Linked DNA regions of Homo sapiens: region 1 is linked to region 2. A link is an interaction called in ENCODE POLR2A ChIA-PET data of the cell type or tissue named here. Cell type or tissue: Panc1. All regions are shown on one strand. Each heading gives the region's core, and the rest is flanking DNA. Links, peaks and the distances in the headings are about the cores only.

Region 1 (12,375 bases), core at 2,699-10,698, 72 kb after region 2:
AGGGGGTGGTGAGGAGGTCTGCAAGACTAGGGCATGGGATGCCAATGGCACAGTGGGGAGGCGAGGCCTAGGAGGTGGCAAGGGACTAGATTGTGAATGGTCTTACAGGCTTTCTATGACAAAAGTTTAACTCAATCCTGTAAGTGATATGGAACTATTGAAGAGTAACATGGTGAGAGTCACAGGCTACATGGAGGTGGATGATGTGAAGTTAACGGTAGGGTCCCCTGTTATGAGGCTACTTTGATGCTTAAGTAGGAAATGGTAAACTAAGGCATGGTGGGGAGGATAGAAAGAAAAGCCAGAATGTGAGAGAAATGAGCACAGTAAATACAGACAACATTTGTCCTCCTGGCTTTTGCAGCCAAAGCCTTCTGGACGGTAACTAATACCAGCAGCTGGCAATCTTCTCCAGGCTGGATGAAAGTAGCATGGATATACCTCCTGCAGCTCAACCTCCCCTTGGGCACTTAGTCCTCTCTCTTCCATTTCACACATTATGCTGTGCTTGTGAGTGTGCAACCTAAGCATGCCAGAGACTTCTAGCGTTCACCAAGTTCTGTGTTCTTCTCTTTTCCCATTGCATATAGCTAGATCACATTTCCAGTTTCTGCTACAGTTAGATGTGACCATGAGATTGAGTTCTAGCAGAACAAATATGAAGGAATGTAACATATACTAGTGCTTCTCAAACCGTATGTGGTGAGGAACAAGATTTTTTTCCTTGTAATGCATTATGGGCCAACATTTTTGTAAAATACGCAAAAATTAGTTACTAGAACTACAAAATAAAATAAAATAAAATAAAGACATTAAAAAACAAAGCCCAAATTGCTTTTTCAATTTTTTTTTTTTTTTTTTTTTTTTAGACAGGGTCTTGCTCTGTCACCCAGGCTGGAGTGTAGTGGTGTGATCTCAGCTTACTGCAACCTCTGCCTCCCAGGCTTAAGCCTCTGGAGTAGCTGGGACTATAGGCATGTGCCACCATGCCTGGCTGATTTTTTTTTTTTTTTTTTTTTTGAGACAGAGTCTCGCTTTGTCACTCAGGTTGGAGTGCAATGGTGTGATCTTGGCTCATTGTTTTGTTTTTTTTTTTTTTTTTGAGACGGAGTTTCACTCTGTCACCCAGCCTGGAGTGCAGTGGCACGATCTCGGCTCACTGCAACCTCCACCCTCCGGGTTCAAATGATTCTCCTTCCTCAGCCTCCTGAGTGGCTGGGACTACAGACGCCTGCCACTGCGCCCAGCTAATTTTTTGTATTTTTTTTTAGTAGAGATGGGGGTTTCACCATCTTGGCCAGGCTGGTCTTGAACTTCTGACCTCGTGATCCGCCCGCCTCGGCCTCCCAAAGTGCTGGGATTACAGGCGTGAGCCACTGCGCCTGGCCGATCTTGACTCATCGTAACCTCTGCTTCCCGTGTTCAAGCCATTCTCCTGCCTCACCCTCCCAAGTAGCTGGGATTACAGGTGCTTGCCACCATGCCCGGCTAATTTTTGTATTTTTAGTAGAGACTGGGTTTCACCATGTTGGTCAGGCTGGTCTCTAACTTCCTGAACTCAAGCAATGCACCCGCCTCAGCCTCCCAAAGTGCTGGGATTACAGGCATGAACCACCGCGCCTGGACAGAGCCACCGCGCCCGGTCAGAGCCACCGCGCCCAGCCAAAATGTTTATATTTTTTGTAGAGATGGGGTTTTGCCATGTTGTCCAGGCTGGTCTTGAACTCCTGAGCTCAGGTGATCTGCCCTCCTTGGCCTCCCAACGTGCTAGGATTACAAGCATGAGCCACTGCACCCAACCAAGAATTTTTAGTGAAGAATTTCTGAAATTGAGACTTTGGTAGAAGAGAAATCAAGGTAGCAGGGCCCTGTCCCACTAGCCAGATGGCTTTGGTGACCAAGAAGATCTAAACTCCTGATAGTCATCTCCTATCGAGTAGTAGCAGGATACTTAGCAGTGTTGGGGTTAAACCTTCCTTGCCTTCAAGTTTGTTCTCTCCAATGTTAGCAGGCTCAACTTAGTCTTCAGTGATTTGAAATAGCATCTCTGACATCCTTTTTCAGAAACAGTAATGGGGGAAATATTTTGGACCAAGCTGAGGTACTGTCCATAGGAAAGTAAAAAATTTTTTCAGACTAAGGCAGGCCTGAATCAATTTCTTTTTTTTTTTTTTTTTTTTTTGCCCACTCCCCTTTTTTTTCTTTTTAAAGTCAGGGTCTCACCATGTTTCTCAGGCTGGCCTTGAATTCCTGGACTTAAGCAATCCTCTTGCCTCGGCCTCCCAAAGTGTTGGGATTACAGGTGTGACCCACCATGCCCATCCAATTAACTACTTTTAAATAAAATTGTAAAATGATGCTGAATTAGATAGAAACAATGTTGAAAATCCTATAATTTAGAACAGTAAAAAGTGTCTTTTGATTATCTGACTTTTTTTTTTTTTTGAGAAAGAGTCTCATTCTGTTACCCAGGCTGGAGTGCAGTGGTGCAATCTTGGCTCACTGCAACCTCCGCATCCTGGATTCAAAAGATTCTCCTGCTTTAGTCTCCCGAGTAGCTGGGATTACAGGTGCTTGTCACCATGCCCAGCTAATTTTTGTATTTTTAATAGAGACGCGGTTTTCACCATGTTGGCCAGGTTGGTCTCAAACTCCTGACCTTAGGTGATCTGCCCACCTCAGCCTCCCAAAGTGCTGGGATTACAAGCATGAGCCACCACACCTAGTCAAGATTACCTGACTTTTTAAGCTGAATGATGAAGAATCATAAACAGAGAAAAAGAAAAAAGGAAATTTAATTGACTTTTTACATTACCATAGGGAAAAAAATTACCCTGTTTACAGAGTTGGTCCTGTGGCCAGATCATATTTAAGGGAAGAGTGAGTTATTTATTTATTTATTTATTTGAGTTGGAGTCACACTCTGTCGCCCAGGCTGGAGTGCAATGATGCAATCTCGGCTCACTGCAACCTCCACCTCCGAGGTTCAAGCAATTCTCCTGCCTCAGCCTCCCGAGTAGCTGGGATTACAGGCACCCACCACCACGCCTGGCTAGTTTTTGTATTTTTAGGAGAGACAGGCTTTCACCATATTGGCCAGGCTGGTCTCTTGGCCAGGCTGGTCTCAAACTCCTGACCTTGTGATTTACCCACCTCAGCCTCCCAAAGTGCTGGGATTATAGGCATGAGCCACCATGCCCGGCGGGAAGAGTTATTTAATATAATGTTCTCTTAGTCCCTGCTTTCCAAGTTGTACTTAATTTCCAGGCCCCTTCCAAGAAAAAGGTGATGAATTTTGGGTAGGGTGGTTGCCCTCATCTCTTAAAATTGTCAATGCTGTTCTCTGTGCTGCTCCTGTCTTTTCCTCTGATTGCACTGTTTGTTAACACAGTTTGAAACATTTCATCTATCATCTTTGCCTCATTTCTGGGGGTTCTGAATCAGAGTTTTTTAGTGCTGGTTCCTGAGAACTAAAGGTCTTTTAAATTCTTGTTGTCTTCTTAATATCAGGGCATCTATTTCCTTTGTCATAAAAACTTTATGACCCTTTACCAATGGTGAGTTCAATTTTTTTTCCTTATATTCTTACAGTCCAAAGGCAGTGAGTTCAGTTTTTTTATATTTTTTTAAAATATAAAATGTTAATTATAAAAAAAAAAGAAAATTAAGCCATATATATAAAGTCTCACTCTGTCACCCAGGCTGGAGTGCAGTGGCATGATCTCAGCTCACTGCAACCTCCACCTCCTGGGTTCACTGTCTCAGCCTCTTGAGTAGCTGGGATTACAGGTGGCTACCACCATGCCCAGCTAATTTTTGTAATTTTAGTAGAGACGAGGTTTCACCATGTTGGCCAAGCTGGTCTCGAACTCCTGGCCTCAAGTGATCTGCCTTCCTCGGCCTCCTAAAGTGCTGGGATTACAGGCATGAGCCACCGCACCCAGCCCCAATTTTTAAATTTTAGATTCAACAGATAATTACTGTATCAAAATTGCTATAAAACTTTTTTTTTTTTTGAGGCGAAGTTTTGATATTGTTGCCCAGGCTGGAGTACAGTGGAGTGATCTTGGCTCACTGCAACCTGCGTCTCCTGGGTTCAAAGCGATTCTCCTGCCTCAGCCTCCTGAGTACCTGGTACTATAGGCGCACACCACCATGCCCGGCTAATTTTGTATTTTTAGTAGAGACGGGGTTTCACCATGTTGGCCAGGCTGGTCTTGAACTCCTGACCTCAAGTGATCCGCCTGCCTCGGCCTCCCAAAGTGCTGGGATTACAGGCATGAGCCACCGCGCCTGGCCCCAGATTGCTATAAAGCTTTCTAAAGGTTTACTTTCCATTTCTATTCTTATATTGTCAAGTACCAGTAACAAACTATTTGCAAACCAACACCAATCTGTGGAGCCCATTTCGACGGATATACCCTACTTCTAGGCCCATAAAATTTTCCCACATATGCTCTTCCATGCCTTTTGCATGGCAGGCCTTCATATCCTGAATTCCTGAAATAGCTGTATGGAGGAGAAGTGCCCTGCCACCCAAAGGGCAAGAAATAAATGTCTATTGTATCTGAGTCATTATTCTTTTTTCTTTTTTTAGAAACAGAGTCTTGCTCTGTCACCTAGACTGGAGTGCAGTGGCGCGATCTCAGCTCACTGTAACCTCAACCTCCTGGGTTCAAGTGATTCTCCTGCCTCAGTTTCCCGAGTAGCTGGGATTACAGGTGCCAGCCACCATGCCAGCTATTTTTTTTGGATTTTTAGTAGAGATGGGGGTTTCACCATACTGGCCAGGCTGTTCTCAAACTCCTGACCTCAAGTGATCCTCCCACCTTGGCTTCCCAAAGTGCTGGGATTACAGGCGTGAGCCACCACACCTGGGCAAGCCATTATTCTTATTTGGGTCTATGTGTTATAGCAATTAGTCTATCCTAACTAATATAACATGCTGCTACTGTTTCTTTCACAAGAGTAATTCTATTCAGAAAGAGCTCAGTAAATCTCTGAAGTGAGAGATTAAGAACAAGCTGTTGGAATGGAATGTGGTAAACAGGCTCTGGATGTTCACAGAGCAATGGTCAAAGCTAGGAAAAATGTTTCAGCGTGGGTGGCACCTTAATACTAAAGTGTTTCTGTAGTTGGTTTAAGTCTACAGAGTCTCATTTCAAGATAAGACTTCATTTGGGAAAACATTGGAAGGCTTCTCTTAGATTAAAATGGTATAGAAGAAGATGTATATGGAGCTGTCTTGTATGCAGTATCTGCTCAACAAATGTTAGTGGATTCTGAATGTGAACGCCCAAGCCTTACCGGAGGGAGGCCCTCCTTTGGGCCAGACCTGGGATGGGGGGGCGGGGGGGGTCTTTTTTCCACAGAGACATATTTTCTAGGCTAAAATCCTCCCTCATTTGTTTTGTATTGGTGCTACTGTGCCTTGGCAGCAAGAAGTCCTTCTTGAATTGTAACTTCCTTTCTTCCTTCTGTAATTTCAGGATGTCTCCTTGCTTTCAGTGGAGGTAGGAGTGCTGGCACCTGGCAGAGTTGTCTATGTCAGAGACAGAAACAGAAAGATGAGTACACAGAGGGTCATAAATCCACCTTCTCAGAACTAGAAGGAAACAGCCCATATGGCTAGATTGGCTGTTCTTTCAAGGAAGAGAACTGGTCCTCCAAAGGAAATGTGTTAAGTTAAGGAAACTGCCTGCTCTCAGCACTCCAAAAATTTATTTAATTAGGTATTTCATTTATTTATTGACCTCCACAAACACTGAATAATTAACTTGCCTCACTGCTCTACTGCCAGGAGGCAGAAATTTGCCTAAGAGAGGAAGGGCTGTGGCGAGAGCCTGGGTTCTTCTGACTTGTTTCAAATCACCACCACATGACCCTTTCTAAGTGACTGCACCATTTTCTCCCTATAAAATGTGAAGGGGATTGCTTTCCTCCTTCTGGGAAACTATATGCATTTTTCTAAAGAAGCTCTCCAACCTACAAAAAAAATTAACTGAAGACCATGCTGAAGTAAAAAGCATCTTAATTTAATCCTGATAAAAGGTCAAGTTTTTTGTTTGTTTGTTTGTTTGTTTGTTTGTTTGTTTGTTTTTGACAGAGTCTCACTCTGTCACTCAGGCTGGAGTGCAGTGGTGTGATCTTGGCTCACTGCAACCTCTGCCTCCCAGGTTCAAGTGATTCTCCTGCCTCAGCCTCCTCAGTAGCTGGGACTACAGGTGTGCACCACCACACCTGGCTAATTTTTGTATTTTTAGTGGAAACGGGTTTTCACCACGTTAGCCAGGCCAGTCTGGTCTTGAACTCCTGACCTCAAGTGATCCACCCACCTTGGCCTCCCAAAATGCTGGAATTATAGGTGTGACCCACCACACCTGGCCAAGCTCTTTTTATTATTTTTATTTTTATTTATGTATTTATTTATTTTGAAACGGAGTCTCGCTCTTGTCCCCCAGGCTGGAGTGCAATGGTGCAATCTCGGCTCACTGCAACCGCCACCTCCTGGGTTCAAGCGATTCTCCTGCCTCAGCCTCCTGAGTAGCTGGGATTACAGGCCCCTGCCACCACGCCTGGCTAATTTTTGTATTTTAAGTAGAGACAGGTTTTCACCATGTTGGCCAAGCTGGTCTCGAACTCCTGACCTCAGGTGATCCGCCCACCTCGGCCTCCCAAAGTGCTGGGATTACAGGCGTGAGCCACAGTGCCCAGTACTCTTTTGATTTTTAAATGAAGAGCTTGGAACTCAGAAGTAAATAATTAAAGAATGAATTTCTAAATCTATTTAAATTCTATATTAAAATAAACTAAAGCAGAAAGGAGAGAAAGTAAAGATGGAAGAAAAAAATGGAAAGCAAGTGAGAAGGAAGAAAGAAAAAAGAAATTCAGATGATAAGAGACTGATAGGTGATAAGAGGAAGGAGCTGGGGAGGAAAGTAAGAGGAAGAAAAAAGAGAGTGAAAGGAAGAAACGAGGAGAACTAAACTCAGTGAGCAGAACCTTTGGGCTGGGCGCTTTATGTACATCATCTCACACTTGTCCAATGTGTTCATCATATATTTAAGGTTTTAAACAGAGGAATGACATGATCTGATGGGCGTTTTTAAAAGCTCACTTTATCTGCAAACAGGGGCAGGGATAGATGCAGGTAGACAATTTCGGAAGCTGTTGTGCAAGTCTAGGAGAGAGATAATCTGGCTTAGATTAGAGTCGTGGCAGGCAGGATGCAGAGAAGCAGAGAGAATTATGAGATTTTAGGAGGAAAAACTGGAGGAACTAAGCCCCTTTTCTATGCTTTCATTGTATGATGAGTGTACTTTTCTCATCATAGCCTTTATTACATTTAATTAAAATTATCTAGTCTGGGTAACATGATGAAAACCTATCTCTATAAAAATTAGTTGGACATGGTGGTACCCACCTGTAGTCCCAGCTGCTGGGGTGGGGAGTTGGGGAGGTTAGCTGGGAGGATCGCTTGAGCCCAGGGGGTGGAGGCTGCACTGAGCCTCTGCACTCCGGCCTGGGAGAGTGAGAATTTGTCTCAAAAAAAAAAGAAAAATAGAAAAAGAAAAGAAATTATCTGTTTACCTGTTTACAAATTACACATCTGTATTTCTCTCTAGACATGGACTGCCCAGTATGGTAACCATTAATCACATGTAGTTTTTTAGTACCTGAAATGTGGCTAGTGCAATGTGAGATTTGCTGTAAGTAAATTCGAGAAACTTAATTCAAAACGAAGAATGTAAAATAATTTGTTAATAATTTCTAGTGGCTCATGCCTGTAATCCCTGCACTTCAGGAGACCAAGGCGGGTGGATCGCGTGAGCCCAGGAGTTGGAGACCAGCCTGGGCAACATGGGAAATCCTGTCTCTACAAAAAAATACAAAAAATTAGCTGGTGGCAAATGCCTGTGGTCTCAGCTACTCACGAGGCTGAGGTGGGAGGAGCATCTGAGCCCAGAAGGTTGAGGCTGCAATGAACCATGATTGTGTCACTGCACTCCAGCCTGGGTGACAGAGTGAGACCCTGTCCCCAAAAAAAAAAAAAAAACAAAAAAAAAAAACCAATAAAAGTATATTAATTACATATTAGGATAATATTTTAGATATATTTTTAGATATATTTGGTGAAATAAAATATATTAATATTAACATTAATTTTATCAGTTTCTTTTTAATTTTTTAATGTGGCTACTAGAAAATTGTAAATTATATATGTGGCTCTCATTACATTCCTATGGAATGGCACTGTTACAGACTATAAGAACTGAGGAAACTCTAAGGCCTTGTACTCAATAAATACGCATTAAGTGAATAAATAAATTGCAATCAGCCAGGGCACATTCAATTTCTGACTACATGTATACATTAATGATATCTTTTCACTTCAATGTTGCTATTTTCATAAAACAGAATGTACTTTCTGTACCAGCTAGACTCAAACATTCCCCAAAATCTGGCCAAAAATTTTAGAGTACTTCCACAATTCATCTACAAATGTCTCTACAGGGATATTTGTTTTCTTATAGGTATAGTCACTTTCAGCTAAGTTACTTGCTCTAGAAATGGCGTGGCATAGATATAGCATGATAACTGAGAACCATCTTAAGGCATGCATTCTAAAAGCAACAGCTAAAACGTGAAACAATACCTACACATCAAAATCAGTGAAGCTCTTCCAAAATTGTGACTTCATTTTCACCAAGTAGTTCAGCACCTTGTGAAAGTCTGTGCTTCTACTGAGCTCATGGTGCTTAAGCAAAAGGAAATGAGTCCAGTGCCTGGCTGACTCAGTTGTCATGGCCAGTTCTCATCTGAACACCTGCATGTCTTAGAACACATCAGCACTGCTCTTGTATTACTCCCCAGCAGTTTCACATATACTGTGCTCAGCTATCACATCATATCAGTAAGAAAGTACACTCTTAGAGTCAGTAGGGGTCTGGCATGTTGTATCTCTCAGAACCCTGTTAATTAATTCTCTAAAGTCTTCAATCTAAGGAAACAGCTCAGTAAATCTCTTCAACAAGTTTCCACCATTTAGCTGTCTGACAGCATTAAAATAAACTAGATCTTCATGTTCTGCTTCAGCCTTTTCCAAACATACTAAAAACTGAATATGGCCAAGGGCAGACACACAAGAAACCCAGTCTCAATGCCTCCATCAAATCATGTGATTTGCAGAGCTCCCAGCACACATTTTCCTAATGAATGATGTAATGGAAGCTGGGGCCCCCTAATCGCTTTTGACGTGAATAACTTGAATAACATGCAGAAATCTTTCTTCCCGTGATCTGTGTCAAGTGAGCTTAGCTTTTCCATACTTAGACAAACTTCTCAAGTTCCATCTTGACAAGAGGTTAGGCCCTACTAGCTAATTAGGCACACTTTTTCCCCTGAAAATTTTAAGTGGTCCACAATCCAAGGTCAAGGGAGCCTGCATCTGGTAAAAGGGCTGCAGGAGGGACACTTCCACACAAAGCTTCACTGATGAAATGAAATCACTGTGCTAGTGTCCCCATCCTGGTCTTTTCTCTGTGTATATCACAGTATGGGCATGGCACCTTCATTCATTCAACCAATATTTCTTAGTGTTAGCCATGTGCAAAGCCCTTTGGAAGATACCAAGATAAATAATACTAACAGCTATCATTTAATGAGCCTCTTACATCCGAGATCCTTCTAAATGCACAACACCAAAAGATTAACTCCCTTTCGCTGAAGAATAAAACTGGGTCCCTATATTTAAGGAGTTTATATTTACAAAGATTTCTGATATATAGCATGGTACAGACTATATGTATATGAAATCCTAACTGCTGTTTGTAATGAAATTAACAAGTACATCAGATTGTTTAATTTGTAGTACTCAACAGCATTCTGATCTAAGCACTTCTCAAATGTTTGTTGACAGGGCCAACTAGGAGACAGTGACAGGTTGTTTTCTATCTACACTAGGAACACAGCAAAAAAATACTTAAAATGCATGCGCAATAAAGCAAAATTTCCTAAATCTTAATAAAGAGAAGCTCGTAAATTACTTGCCACTGAAATTTTTTAAATAATCTGAATTAAACCTGGGCTGAGCTAGGTATAATTTTACCCACTTGAAGCAGGGACATGTATTAGAATGAAGTAAAACAAAAACTCCACGTCATCACCTACAGAAATGTTCATCATGCACCACGGTGATGTTTTGGGGAGTAGGCCTCCATTTGGCAAAATTACTAGCACACCAAAATCTTATTCTGGTGTCAAGTGAGACCAGCAGCCAGAGCCTAGGAGCCTGATGTTGGGCCCTGTTAAAATGTTATTTACATCTAAATTAATTTGAGAGAGAAAAAGAAAGTAGGAAAAACTATATTTTAAATATCACATTTTTTTTTCCTCCACTTCATTTTCTGCACTCCTACTATGGCTCCCTTAACTCAGTCTGAGGCCAAGAGATTATGATGACAAAAGAGAAATGATCAATAAGAAAAGGCGGCTCCTGAAAACCCAAGCCCACTCGAGGGTTCAGACCTCGAATCCCACCCTTCGGAGCCTCGCCGCTCCCTCCCGGGTTGCGGGCGCCAGCAGAGGAGCGCAGGGCGGACACTGCCCTTTTCTGGACTTCGGTGCTCTTCACCCCGCTTCCCAGTGCCTCCTGCCGCCCCGCGGCCTCCACACCCACGCGCCGCGGGCCCCCGCGCCTTCGCGGCTCCAGCTGTCCCCTCCCGGTATACCCACCCACCCGCACGTCCAACGCCCTTTTTTCCCCCCCCGAAAACTTTCTAGACGGTAGGGACTATTTTCTTCTAATGTAACCTTCCACCAAACTGGAGGGAAAAGTTACCCGAGGCCAGAGAAGGGCTGGGGACGTGGGAGGGACTCACAAGATCCCTGGTTCTAAAAACAGAGGTCTCTTTCCATGAAAGTGAGTAACTGGGCCCCCAAGCCAGAGTTTTGTTTGTTGGATTAATTGGTCAAGGTGCACGTTGAAGCTAAATATCTTAAATGGAGATTTTTAAAAAATGGATATAAAATAGACTCCACTAGACAAATGGTTCTTGTCTTCAGACCTTGCAGTTCTTTCTATTGATTCTCATGTTATCTGTCCCTCCCTACCCCGGGCTCCCACGTCATGAGGTTCACGTATAGGGAAATCCAGGTCACTTCAGTATGATGACTTCATAAACCCTAGAGGAAGAAGTCAAATCTAGAAACTGCTCTTTGAGGCAGTTTGCTGAATTCTATTCTGTATTCTGGAAAGGTAAGCTAACCTGCAGAAATAGTTAATGATTGGGATAATCCTCTAGACCTTCTTTTTCAAACTGGGTGGCAAAATCAGTTTGACAAGCAGTATTAAGAAGGAAGGAGAGGACGGAATGATGGAAGAAAGGGCTGGGCACAGTGGCCCAAGCTGTAATCCCTGCACTTTGGGAGGCCGAGGCAGGGGGAACACTTGAGGCCCCAGGTTGGAGACCAGACTGGGCAACATAGGGAGATCCCATCTCTACAAATAAAAATAAAACTAGCCGGGTGTGGTGGTGCACTTCTGTGGTCCCAGCTACTCCAGAGGCTGAGGCAGGAGGATTGCATGAGCCCAGGAGTTCAAGGCTGCAGTGAGCCATGTTTTATAAGCCACTGCACTCCAGCTTGGGCAACGGAGCAAGACACTGTCTCAAAAAAAAAAAAAAAAAAAAAAGAGGTGTAATAAAAGAGAATAGAAAGCTATCACATAGTGAATATCAGTAGTCTTTCATACAATCTGAATCATGAAAAGTACTGTGTGTTTGTGTGTAGCCAGTCAAGATGTAGAATATGCTTTTTACTGTGGGTGGCTGTCAAAAAATGTTTAAAAACCACTGTGCTAGACAGTGGAACTTTTTAAGGATGCTTAGATTGGAAAGGTTGAAAAGTCATCTAATTTATTCCTCTATACTTAGACAGTATTTCATTTTAAGAATAGTACAGACTTTAATTACCTTTCTTGCTTATCATCTCATCTCAACATTTCCTACTAATGATTTGTGAATAATTTGTCTCTTTAAAGCTATTATTTCAGTAAAGAAAGCTATAACTTTCTTTACTGAAAGAAAGTTATACAAAGGCAATTCTGCCAAGTTCCCTTTTTTTCTATGGCTCTTCTATCCTGTCCCCTGGGCAGTGGACATATTACAAATGTGCCTGAAAGATCTGTCTCCAGTGGAGTCCCAGAGAAATCTGAGTTGCTGGAATATCATGTCATCAGATACCCCCATGGATCTATTTTACTTTATTTTAAAATTTGAATTTTTATTTATCTTTTTTCCCCTTATTATTTATTTCTAAAATTTCATCCACCCATATAGGTTATATGAAAGCCTGAAGGTCTTTGTTTGTTTGTTT
Region 2 (12,375 bases), core at 1,623-9,622:
AAGTACTTGCAGGGACAAAAAGAATATACTGAAGAAAATAAGCATTTATAATCCTGCCACCCAGAAACAGCCACTATTAAAATGTTAGTGTATGCCTTATAATTTTTTTTTTTTTTTTGAGAGGGAGTCTCATTCTGTTACCCAGGCTGGAATGCAATGGCACAATCTTGGCTCACCACACCCTCTGACTCCCCAGTTCAAGCAATCCTCCTACCTCAGCCTCCTGAGTAGCTGGGATTACAGGTGTGCACCACCATAGCTGGCTAAGTTTTTGTATTTTTGATAGAGACATGGTTTCGCCATGTTGCCCAGGCTGGTCTTGAACTCCTGACCTCATGTGATCCACCCGCCTCGGCCTCCCAAAGTGCTGGGATTACAGGAGTGAGCCACCATGCCCGGCCTTAAAATTTAGAACTTTTATTCATCAAAAGACACTGCTAAGAGGGCTGGTGTGGTGGCTCACACCTGTAACCCCAGCACTTTGGGAGGCCGAGGTGGGTGGATCACCTGAGGTCAGGAGTTCAAGACCAGCCTGGCCAACATGCTGAAACCCTGTCTCTACTGAAAATACAAAAATTACCCAGGAGTGGTGGCACATGCCTGTAGTCCCAGCTACTCAGGAGGCTGAGGCAGGAGGATCGCTTGAACTCTGGAGGCAGAGGTTGCAGTGAGCCAAGACTGTGCTATTGCACTCCAGTCTGGGCAACGGAGTGAGACTCTGTCTCAAAAAAAAAAAAAAAAAAAAAAAAAAGGGGGCCGGGCACAGTGGTTCACAGTCCCAGCACTTTGGGGAGGCCAAGGTAGGTAGATCACGAGGTCAGGAGTTCGAGACCAGCCTGGCCAACATGTTGAAACCCCATCTCTACTAAAAATACAAAAATTAGCCGGGTGTGGTAGCACGTGCCTGTAGTCCCAGCTACTCAGGAGGCTGAGACGGGAGAATTGCCTGAACCCGGGAGGCAGAGGTTGCAGTGAGCCAAGATCGTGCCACTGCACTCCGACCTGGGCAACAGAGCAAGACTCTGTCTCAATAACAATAAAATAAAATTTAAAAAAACACTGCATGGCAACCCACAGAGCAAAAGAAATTCACTATATGTATATCTGACAAAAGATGTCCAGAATATATAAAGAATTCCTACTAAACAAAATGATTAACATGGGATCCTGGACTGAATCCTGGATCAGAAAAAAGATATTAGTGGAAAAAGTGGTGAAACCCAGATAGTCTACAACTTTGTTAACAGCATTGTACCAACATTAATTTCTTTATATGACAAACGTGCCATGGTGACATAAGATGTTAACATTGTGGGAAAACTGGATGAAGGGTATATAAGAGTTCTCTGTACTACTTTGCAACTTTTCTGTAAATTTAAAATTATTTCAAAATAAAATGTTTACTTAAAGAAAGAAAGGGAGACAGCCAGCCAGACATGCAGCCCAATAGAAAAACAGGCAGAAGATGCCAACAGACACATCATTGTGAGGATACCCAAACAGTCATTAAACATATGACAAGGGGTTCAACTTCATTAGGCATTATCAAAGAGCTGGAAAGTAAAACCACAAAACAATGCCACAAAATACCTATCAGAATGACTAACATGAAATGGATAAAAAAAAAATACGAAGTGTTCAGCAGATGTGGAACAACCGACACTCTGAGACACTGATGCTGGGATTGCGCAGCAACACAATCGCTGGAAAATTCAGAAGCATGGACCAAAGATAAACACAAAAGTACTCTAAGGCACAGCAATTCCACCACTAGTTACTCTACCCAACAGAAATGCAAATGTAGGATCTCAGAATATGATACCCCAAAATGAAGACCTCGGAAGAAAAAAGTTTTCTCTGACTTTCTCCTGACCTCTTTTCTGGCCTTTCATTCCTCCCCTCCCCATCCCGGGGCTAGCCATAGAAACTAGAATCCCTCTTCTCAAGGTGGGTCATAGAAACCAGAACCCCTTTTCCCCAAAGCCAGCCATAAAACCTAAAAATATTACTCTGACTTTCCACCTCTCTTTCTATTAAAAGCTAGCTATAAAGAAATTATCTGGCCGGGTGCAGTGGCTCATGCCTGTAATCTCAGCACTTTGGGAGGCGTGGGCAGATCACGAGGTCAGGAGTTCGAGACCAGCCTGGCCAACATGGCGAAACCCCATCTCTACTACAAATAGAAAAATTAGCCAGGCGTGGTGTCAGGTGCCTGTAGTCCCAGCTACTCAGGAGGCTGAGGCAGGAGAATTGCTTGAACCTGGGAGGTGGAGGTTGCTGTGAGCCAAGATCGTGCCACTGCACTCCAGCCTGGGGACAAGAGCAAGACTCCATCTAAAAAAAAAAAAATTATCTGACCCACCTTGCTTGATCTGAAGTCATAAGACCCCCATTCCAGAGAGGGCCCTGTCTCACACCTGGAAGGAATGCTTAGAGAGGTCAAGAAGAATCTAGACAGACAGGCCTTGCTGGGTTTCCCCATTTAGTCTCTCAGCATTAGATCATACCCTTTTTGTCCAATCATATTTCTACACAGCTGCCTATACTTTTTCAAATCTAAGAATGGACTGCTTCTGATTCAGTAAGGCTAGCTTTTAAAAAATAATAAAAATTGAAAATTTAAAAATAATGGACGTTTTCCTCTGTATATTTGGGTCTTCATTCAGAAGGTTCCTATGTCACCTAAAACTATGATCAAATAAATCTGTATGCCTTTTTTTTTTTTTTTTTTTTTTTTTTGAGACAGAGTCCCTCTCGCTCTGTCGGCCAGGCTGGAGTGCAGTGGCACGATCTCGGCTCACTGCAACCTCCACCTCCCGGGCTCAAGCAATTCTCCTGCCTCAGCCTCCCAAGTAGCTGGGATTACCGGCGTGTCCCACCACACCCAGCTAATTTTTGTATTTTTAGTAGAGATGGGGTTTCACCATGTTGGGCAGGCTGCTCTCGAACTCCTGACCTCAGGTAATCCACCCGCCTCGGCTTCCCAAAGTGCTGGGATTAAAGGCGTGAGCCACCGCGCCCGGGCCTTTTTCCCTATTTTCTTTTGTCAGTGATTTTCAGCAAAACTTCCGAGGGTGAAGGAGAGGCTTTCCCTTTGCCCTGGCACATACATATGTTTCCCATAAAAGCATGTATACTAGAAAGTTCACAGTAGCATTTTTCAAAATAGCCTCAAACCAGAAATTACCCACATGTTCAGCAAGAGTAGAATAAATTGTAATATATTCATACAATGGAACTTTGTACAACAATGAAAAAGAATGAAGCACTGTACATGCAACATCAGTAAATCTCACAAAGATGTTAAGCAAAAGAATCCAGACACAAAAGTATACTGTATGATTCCACTTATATAAAAAGCACAAAAATAAGCAAAACTAATATAATTTGCACTTTAGAAGTCAGGATAGTGGTTACCCTTGAGGTGGAGGTAGGTGGTAATTAGAAGGGGACATGAGGGGGCTTCTGCAGTGCCCGTAATGATTTGTTTCTTGATCTGGGTGCTGCTCACAGGAATGTGTCTAGTTTGTGAAAATTACTTGACTGGACATTTGTGATGTACATATTTTTCTGTATATATGTTACTATTAAATGTTTTTAAAAACAAAAAGTCAAAAACTCCTTATTATGGTATTAGAGTCCCCTTATGATCAGGACCATCACAGTTTATACCACATAAAATGTTTTGACTCCCTCCAGTACCCCAATGTACCCTGCACTCTATCCCCAACTTTTTCCTGATCCAATTGTAGAAGGCATCCAAAGCCAAGTCTGTTTCTGCTAACGGGTCTTCCAGTGCAATACGTGCTCCCACCTCCCCAGAGGTGCGCATGTTGCTTTCTCCGACCGGGGTATCCTCTCCTCCCTTGCCTCCTTGGAGAATTCCTGCTCAGCCTTCAAGGTATCTCCTCTCTGAGGGTCCGACCCTTATCCCAGCACTCCTCCCTCAGTCAGAGCACCTACTGCAACCTACATATCCTGCACTTTAACAAGGAGCCCATTCTTTTGTAACAATTCATTCATCTCCCCCGAGAAAATCATAAGCTCCTTGAAGACATGGATAGCTTATTTAGTACAATGGCTGGCCTAGAATAGGTTCTCAAAAAAATATGTTGTTGCATGAGTTCCAGGTGATATGTTCAGGGATTTTCCCAATTCCCTTTGAGAAACTCCAGCTCTTCAGTTTAGAGAAGCAGTATGGAATACTAGAAAAAGCAGACACAGAAAAGTAGCAGAGGAAGGTCAAGGAAAAACTGAGCAAAGACTAAGAAGGCAACTCTAAAAAGAAATAACAAGTGGCTAATGGAATAGGAAAGATGCTCAACCTCACCAGTAAAGGAAAAGGCAAATTAAAATGCTAATGAGCTATTTTGGGGGGATTTCATTACACTTATAGAAATATAAAGATAAGACATGTAGAAATATGTTCACAGTAGCATTGCATGCAATGGCAAAATACCAGAAACCACCCAGATGGCCCACTGACAAGAAAACAAATTTTTAAATTATATATTATTTTTGAGACAGGGTCTCACTGTGTTACCCAGGCGGGAGTGCAGTGGCATGATCATGCCTCACTGCAGCCTTGACCTCCCAGGCTCAATTGATCCTCTCATCTCAGCTTCCTAAGCAGCTGGACTACAGGCGTGCACCACCGTGCCTGGCTAATTAGAAAATGAATGAATAAACCCTGACATATTAGTACAATGAACTACTATTCAGCTGTGAAAATAAATGAACTATGAAACATGCATTGACATGAATAAATCTCAAAATAAGTGTTAAGTGAAAAAGCAAGCTGGGGCCAGGTGTGGTGGCTCACGCCTGTAATCCCAGCACTTTGGAAGGCCGAGGCAGGCAGATCACTTGAGGTCTGGAGTTTGAGACCAACCTGGTCAACATGGTGAAACCCCGTCTCCACTGAAAATATAAAAATTAGCTGGGCCTGGTGGTGCATGCTTGTAATCCCAGCTACTCGGGAAACTGAGGTGGGAGAATCGCTTAAACCCAAGGGGCGGAGGCTGCAGTGAGCCAAGATCACGCCATTGCACTCCAGCCTGGGTGACAGAGTGAGACTCTGTCTCAAAAAAACAAACAAACGAAAAAACTATTTGGGCCAGGCACAGTGGCTCACGCCTATAATCCCAGAACTTTGGGAGGCCAAAGCAGGTGGATCACCAGAGGTCAGGAGTTCAAGGCCAGCCTGGCCAACATGGTGAAACCCCGTCTCTACTAAAAATACAAAACACTGGCCAGGTGTGGTGGTGGGCACCTGTAATCCCAGTTGCCTGGGAGGCTGAGGCAGGAGAATCGCTTGAACCTGGGAGGCAGAGGCCCCAGGGAGATAAGGAGAGAGGTGCAGTGAGCCCTGTGACACTCCTATAATAAAACATATAAAGAGAAGGAAAGAAAAAGTACTAAACTTGGCTAGGCATGTTGGCTCACGCCTGTAATCCCAGCACTTTGGGAGGCCCAGGAGGGCAGATCACCTGAGTCCAGGAGTTTGAGACCAGCCTGGGCAACATAATGAGACCCTGTCTCTACAAAAAGTACAAAAATTAGCCTGGTGTGGTGGTGCACACCTGCAGTCCCAGCTACTAGGGAAGCTGAGGTGAGAGGATCAATTGAGCTCATAAGGTCAAGGCGGCAGTGAGCCAAGACTGTGCCATGCACTCCAACCCAGGTGACAGAGCGAGACTCTGTTTCAAAACAAAGTACTAAACTTGAAGTCAGAGGCAGGATGTCTGAGTCCTGATTGATGACCATTAATCCTTGAGCAAATCACTTAATCTCTCTGGGCCTCAGTTTTCTGTCTGTAAAATGAGGGTGATAATTTCACAACCGACATTTTAGGAAGAGTAGATAGATGTGCAAGAATGATGTAAAAGTGATTTGCAAACCATACATCTCTTCACAAGGGTGAAGCAGCATTACTTTCCCAAGTAGCTCTGGAAAGTCTGCAAGGGAAGAGGGTGGATGAGGTAAATTGTCTAATGGAGCTGATGAAAAACTTAGGGCTCTCTCTGGCACCTCATCCTCCAGAACTGGAGAATGCATCTTAGTCAGCAAGGCCACAGACCTCGGCCTGCACCCCCAACCCAGAGTCAAGGAGCAAATCCTGGGGCTCCTCTCTGCCTGGTGCACTTAGTTGTTTTCTAGAGCAGGCTTGCATTTCCTCAGGACTATGAGCAGGCTCCAGGGAGCTTTAGGAACACCCCAAAAATATCCGGCAGGGGGGTCTCTACTGGGTACTCTAAAAGGCAAGATGAGAAGTGGAGCCTTCTTCTCTAGGGAAAAAGGAGCAGTACTAATCACAAGGTAAGCAGCCTCTAACCTCATAAACATTTTTGGGAGAAGCCCAGCTACCTCCAAATTATAGGCAGCCTCACCACTCTGTTCAAACAAATCTCCAACCCTGACTCACTCCTCAAAGCAGGGAGGGGGTAAACACATAGCTGAGGGGTTAGAGATCAAGACGCCACAGCAGAGATAAGGAGATAAACAGGGAGGCCCCAGGGAAATAAGGAGAGAGGTGCAGAGTTCTCACACCACAGGCTCATGTGAATAGGGAAAAGCCTGCGTTCCCCCAGCTCTCACTCCCCAGGTTTTACAGGGGTCACTAGGACTGGGTAGGAGTCAAGTGTAAGGTTCTTTCTAAGAGGAAGTAAAGGAAGTGGAGATTGCCCCTGAGCTGGAAACCAGCAACCTTAATTCATCTTCACCCTGTATCCCACTCTTCCCTCACTTTGCCCCTCAATCCCACCCACTTTCCCACCCCAAGTGTACATGGCCTCTCAAGCTGCTGGAGGAGCAGTCACTTCAGTTTCCCCACTTTGAAAAATGGGAGGCTGGGCACGGAGGCTCAAGCCTGTAATCCCAGCACTTTGGGAGGCCAAGGCAGGCGAATCACGAGGTTAAGAGATTGAGATCATCCTGGCCAACAGGATGAAACCCCATCTCTACTAAAAATACAAAAATTAGCTGGGCGTGGTGGCGCACGCCTGTAGCTCCAGCTACTTGGGAGGCTGAGGCAGGAGAATCACTTGAACCTGGGAGGTGGAGGCTGCAGTGAGCCAAGATTGGGCCACTGTACTCCAGCCTGGTGACAGAGCAAGACTCCGTCTCAAAAAAAAAAAAAAAAGAAAAGAAAAAGAAAAAAGAAAAGTAGGAATAGCCAGCCCCTTGTAACAATGGCACCCAAGTGATCAGGATGAAGGAAGTCCCATAAACTCAAAGAACAGAGCCGGATGGGATAGGTGGGTACCTACCCTCTCTACCCTCTCCTTGAGTGAGGCTCGCACCCGACTCAGCTCATCAGTCTCAGGTACATGGTCCTGCCTTCTGCAGTGCTGCCTAGGCCAGAGATGGCCCTTTGTGGAGTATGACACAAAGAATCACTCCCTTTCTTCCTCCCCAGATTAGCCAACAAAACAGGTGTTTGATTTTTATGTGGCTGCCTACCCAGAGGCATGGGCTGGACAGGCACTATGTAGAGGGCTCACCAGGGTTACTGTGAGGTGAAATGAGAAAAAGGATTTGAGGTGGCACCCTACATGGGGCAGCCTTTCTCATTACTTGGAGCCCTAACAAAGGAAAACACTAGGGCCTAGCAGTGACAGTGTGTCTGTAGAGGGAAGTGAGCTCCTGAACCAACTCTGAAGGAGACACCCACTTGCTAAGCCAGTCTCACTCTAGGACACCTGCCTAGCGACCAGCAAACCTGGAATGAAAGGGCAAGTTCCTCAGTGCCCCCTCTGCATCAAAGGGAGTGGCTCTGCCCTCTCTAGTCTCTGACTACCTGCTTAGTGATTTTTGCTTCTGTGCTCCCAGACCCAAGAAAACCACGTCTCTTTTCTTCCTTCATCGACTCATCCCCTTCTTACCCTATATTGTCTCCTCCACTTCCTGCCTCTGCTGGCCAGGCTTAAATCTGGGCCACCAGCCTTCCTGGCACATACCTATTTCCGCAACTGAACCTTCCCAACCCCTAGAAAACAAAGGTATTTCACAAGCCTCTGCACCTTGACCCAAAGAGGCATGCACCATAATTACTAGCAGGCAAGGAAGCTCATCCCACCTCTCTGAGCACACGTGTCTGGAACTGAAACCATCTGGGTGCACGCCCCCCTCCACCCTGGAGAACTATGGGCAAATGTTAGTGCCAAATGCCTGATGATGAGGTAACTCTCCTCGCTCAGAGGAGATCCCTCCTTCTCTGGCAAAGCCCAGCATTCCCCAAATTCCTGGCAGCCTTGGTGACATCAGAAAAATGCAGTGCTCCTGAAAGTAAGAACCTGGCAATAAATGGGAGAGATGGGATGGTGTGAGGAGAAATTTATGGGCTGAGTTTAGGACAAGTTTCATGAGTAGAAGGAACAGGCAGCCACCAAACTTGAAAGGCTCCTCTGCCCAGCAGTTTTTCCCCACACTCAGATGTCACAGAACCAGGACTTCCACATTTTAGAATACATTCAGTCCTCTGGAGTAAGCAGCAATGGCTACAGATGAATCCTCCTTTAAAATGCAAATATTCTGACCCAGCAATCCCACTCCTAGGTATTCCTCTCCAAGAGAAATGAAAATATATTTCCACACAAAAACTTGTACACCAAAGTTCGTAGCAGCATTATAAATGATAGCCAAAAAGTAGAAAGAACCCAAATGTCCACCAACATTTATCCATGACGAACACAGTTGTAATACATCTAAATAATGGAATATTATTCAGCCATAAAAAGGAATGAAGTACTGATTCACATTACAACATGGATGAACCTTGAAAACATCATTCTAATAAAAGATGCCAGTCACAAAGGATCACATACCGATGATTACATTTATATTAAATATCCACAATAGGTAAATCCATAGAGAAAAAAAGTAGACTGGTGGCTGCCTAGGGCTGAGAGAGATTGGGGGGAAATGGGGAGTGACTGCTAATGGGTCAGGATTTCTTTATAAGGTAAGGAAATGTTCTAAAATTGATTTATTGATGATTGCACAACTCTGTGAATGTACTAAAAACCACTGAGTTACATACTTTAAATGGGGTATATGAATTATATCTCAATAAAGCTGTTCATAAAAAATTATATGAAGCTCATGGTAAGGCTTCAATAAATCACAATTCTAATTTAAAAAATAAAAGAGAGTGAGGCTCTGGAAAGACTTGGCATTAAACTACTTGAGCTTCTGAGGTCCTAAAGGAATGTCACCTATTCCACAGTAAAGACAAGTCTTCAGATTGCAGCTGATAAAAAAATTCCAAGTCCACCCGGGTGTTGGAGAACCTCTCTGGCCAAGACAAATCCAAAAAAAGAAAAAGAAAAAGAGAGAGAGGATGAAAAAAATGCAAATAGTTCCCAATTAATGTAGATAAATTTTAAAATGCATTAAAGTAATGGTAAAGACAATAAAAAGATGCTGTAGAAAAAAAAAAAAAAGAAAAAAATGCAAATATTCGAAAGAAAGATAAAACTGATATATTACTTAAAGAAACCAGAGCAGCAGGGGACACCAGCTGCCTTGGTCATGAGGTCTAAAAAAGAAGAGGAAAGATGCCCAGAGAGAGATGCCAAAATATGAACCCTGACCCATCACCAGTCTAAGACCAGTACTGGCTGAGTCAGGACTAGCAAAGGTTACTCAGGTCTTCACCCTGGGTCTATCTGTAGGCCTTCCTCTCACCCCTGGGACTCTCCACTGGTTGAGGGACCTGGATCATCAAGGAAACGAGAAAGAAACAGGAATAAACAAAAGTCAGCATAATGAGGAGGAGCAAACCTTGCCCAAACCAGAGAGTTCCCAGACTCTTCCTCCATCCCTTGGCTGGTTGCTTATAGGAGGTTAAAACAGTCTAGTCTAAGCCAGTAGAAATAGAAAATAATAGCTAACCTCTGAGTACTTACCACATGCCAGGCACTGTGCTTCATATTTTATGTGTATTATCTAATTTAATCCTCACAACTACCTTATGAGAAGGGTGCAATTATTATCCCAGTTTTACAAGTGAGAAAACTAAGAATGAAGAAATTAAGTAATTTGCCTAAGTGAGCTTGGGCAAAGCAGACATCAAAGCCTGATTAGAGCCCACCTTAGTCAGATTCCCAGAGCCATGCTCTTTTTTTTGTTTGTTTGAGACGGAGTTTCACTCTTGTTGCCCAGGCTGGAGTGCAATGGCGTGATCTCGGCTCACTGCAACCGCCACCTCCTGGGTACATATGATTCTCCTGCCTCAGTCTCCCAAGTAGCTGGGATTATAGGTGCGCACCACCACACCTGGCTAATTTTGTATTTTTAGTAGAGATGGGGTTTTGCCATGTTGGTCAGGCTGGTCTCGAACTCCTGATCTCAGGTGATCCACCTGCCTCAGCCTCCCAAAGTGCTGGGATTACAGACGTGAGCCACTGCACTCAGCCCAGAGCCATGCTCTTGACCACAATGCTATTAACAGAAACTAGTTTATTACATTACCAAAAATTGTAATACAATTACACTGGGAGGATGGGAAGGAAGCATGTCAGGGGTGGGAGTATAGATTTTCCTATAATTCCTACAACAGAAGTCAATAGATGTCTAAAACTGATAAATCAATTAAAATCACTGTAAGCATATTATTTAGAAACATGGAGGTAAACACAAAACAGCTCAAAGAGTAGAAAGTGGTTACTTCCATGGAGCAGAACTTGGAGCAGGGGACTGCTATTTTCTTTTAAAAGCCTTTTGATATTATTGATACTTTGATACTTTAAAATCATGCACATATGTGATTTTAAATGTCCGAGATCACGTCGTTGCACTCCAGCCTGGGCAACAAGAGTGAAACTCCTTTGATAAAAAGTGATTTAAGAGGCCAGGCACGGTGGCTCACGCCTGTAATCCCAGTACTTTGGAAGGCCGAAGCGGGCAGATCATTTGAGGTCAGGAGTTTGAGACCAGCCTGGCCAACATGATGAAACCCCATCTCTAGTAAAAGTACAAAAATTAGCTGGGCATGGTGGCCCATGCCTGTAATCCCAGCTACTCGGGAGGCTGAGGCAGGAGAATTGCTTGAACCAGGGAGATGGAGGTTGCAGTGAGCCAAGATTGTGCCACCGCACCCCAGCCTGGGTGACAGAGTGAGACTCCATCCTCCCCCTCCCACCGCCCAAAAAAAAGGTGATTTAAGGCCAGGTGCAGTGGTGCACACCTGTAATCCCAGCACTTTGAGAGGCCGAGGCAGGAAGATTACTTTAAACCAGGAGTTCAAGACTAGCCTGGGCAACATAGTGAGAACCCATATCTACGAAAAATGAAAAATTAGCTAAACATGTTGAGTATGCCTGTGGTCCCAGCTACTTGGGAGGCTGAGGTGAAAGGATCCCTTGAGTCCAGGAGTTCAAGGCTGCAGTGAGCTATGATCACACCACTGCACTCCAGCCTGGGCAACAGAGTGAGACCCTGTCTCAAAAAAAAAAAAAAAAGTGATTTAAAGAAGGATGGAAAGAAGGAAGAGAGGGAAGGAGGGAAATGAAATCAGAGATCATCCATGGTAAAGTCTAATGTCATAGACATCTGTTCTTTTGCCACGCAGCTTCCATTCCCCTCCACTGATAACAACACTTGGGTCTTTGGAGAATCTCCTTCCATCACTGTAATCTGGGGGGGGCCTATCAGTCAAGGAACCCTGTCCTGCTCTGGACAACTGGGGGCCAAGGGACAATGGTACTCTCTCCCTGGAATCTTGAGCATAATGGTGCAGAGACCTAAAACAGCTGGAACCAATTCACCAATAGTAGTAAGCCTCCATCGTTCCACTTACCCAGGCCCCAGAACATCCTTGGTTAGGGCTTTCTAAGCTTTCCCTTAAATTCTGTGAACTGCTCTATTTCCTTCTAATAATTTCCTCATCTGCTTAGTTTAGCTGGAGTCATTCTCTGTTGTTTATAACCAAAGGAAGTTAATGGAAATATCTAGTAAAAAGGAGTTTGGTGTTTATTTGTTCTTTTATTTGCCAATATAACTTACCACAGTGGCTTGCAAAACTTTTCAATCTCAAAAACATATTTCACATCAAGACCCAGTAAACAAACACGTACATATATAATACACACACACACACACACACACACACACACACATATATATATAACTGAAATAAAAGTTCTACCAAAAATGTCTATCCTCACTAACACTCTAAGAGTGTTAATTCTATTTCTTTTTTAATACTGGTCTGACCTACTAAGTTGATCTCAGACCCACTACTGGTTATGGTCTGCAGTTCTGAAAAACACTGGCTCCTTGTACCTGCTGCATCTGCCTCCAACAATAAAAACATCCCAGAGAGTGTATTGGCCCTATGTCCATGTCCACATGTGATACGCTAAGGCACACTGC

Evidence for each region. ChIA-PET counts read pairs that join two places held together with the same protein. Peaks named below come from ENCODE experiments on the same cell type or tissue, not always from the same donor. Only the 100,000 strongest peaks of a DNase experiment are listed, where the experiment ranks them.
Region 1: POLR2A ChIA-PET joins it to region 2 with 11 read pairs; 10 of 35 experiments call an interaction of 5 or more read pairs at or near these places.

Annotation. Positions count from the first base shown.
Region 1 is chr1:151,471,806-151,484,180 of GRCh38, reverse strand. No RefSeq gene overlaps it. Among named protein-coding and RNA genes, the nearest start is that of POGZ, 18 kb to the right of the region's middle. In Panc1, for the core only: no CTCF peak of the experiment used is centred there; a DNase peak (open chromatin) is centred at 10,568; H3K4me3 peaks cover 544 bases; H3K27ac peaks cover 653 bases.
Region 2 is chr1:151,543,072-151,555,446 of GRCh38, reverse strand. All of the region lies in intron 1 of TUFT1 (tuftelin 1), which reads right to left. It overlaps MIR554 (microRNA 554), which reads right to left and starts at 9,651; the gene lies at 9,556-9,651. RefSeq lists an enhancer at 8,001-8,519. In Panc1, for the core only: no CTCF peak of the experiment used is centred there; DNase peaks (open chromatin) are centred at 6,433 and 8,257; H3K4me3 peaks cover 1,486 bases; H3K27ac peaks cover 6,394 bases.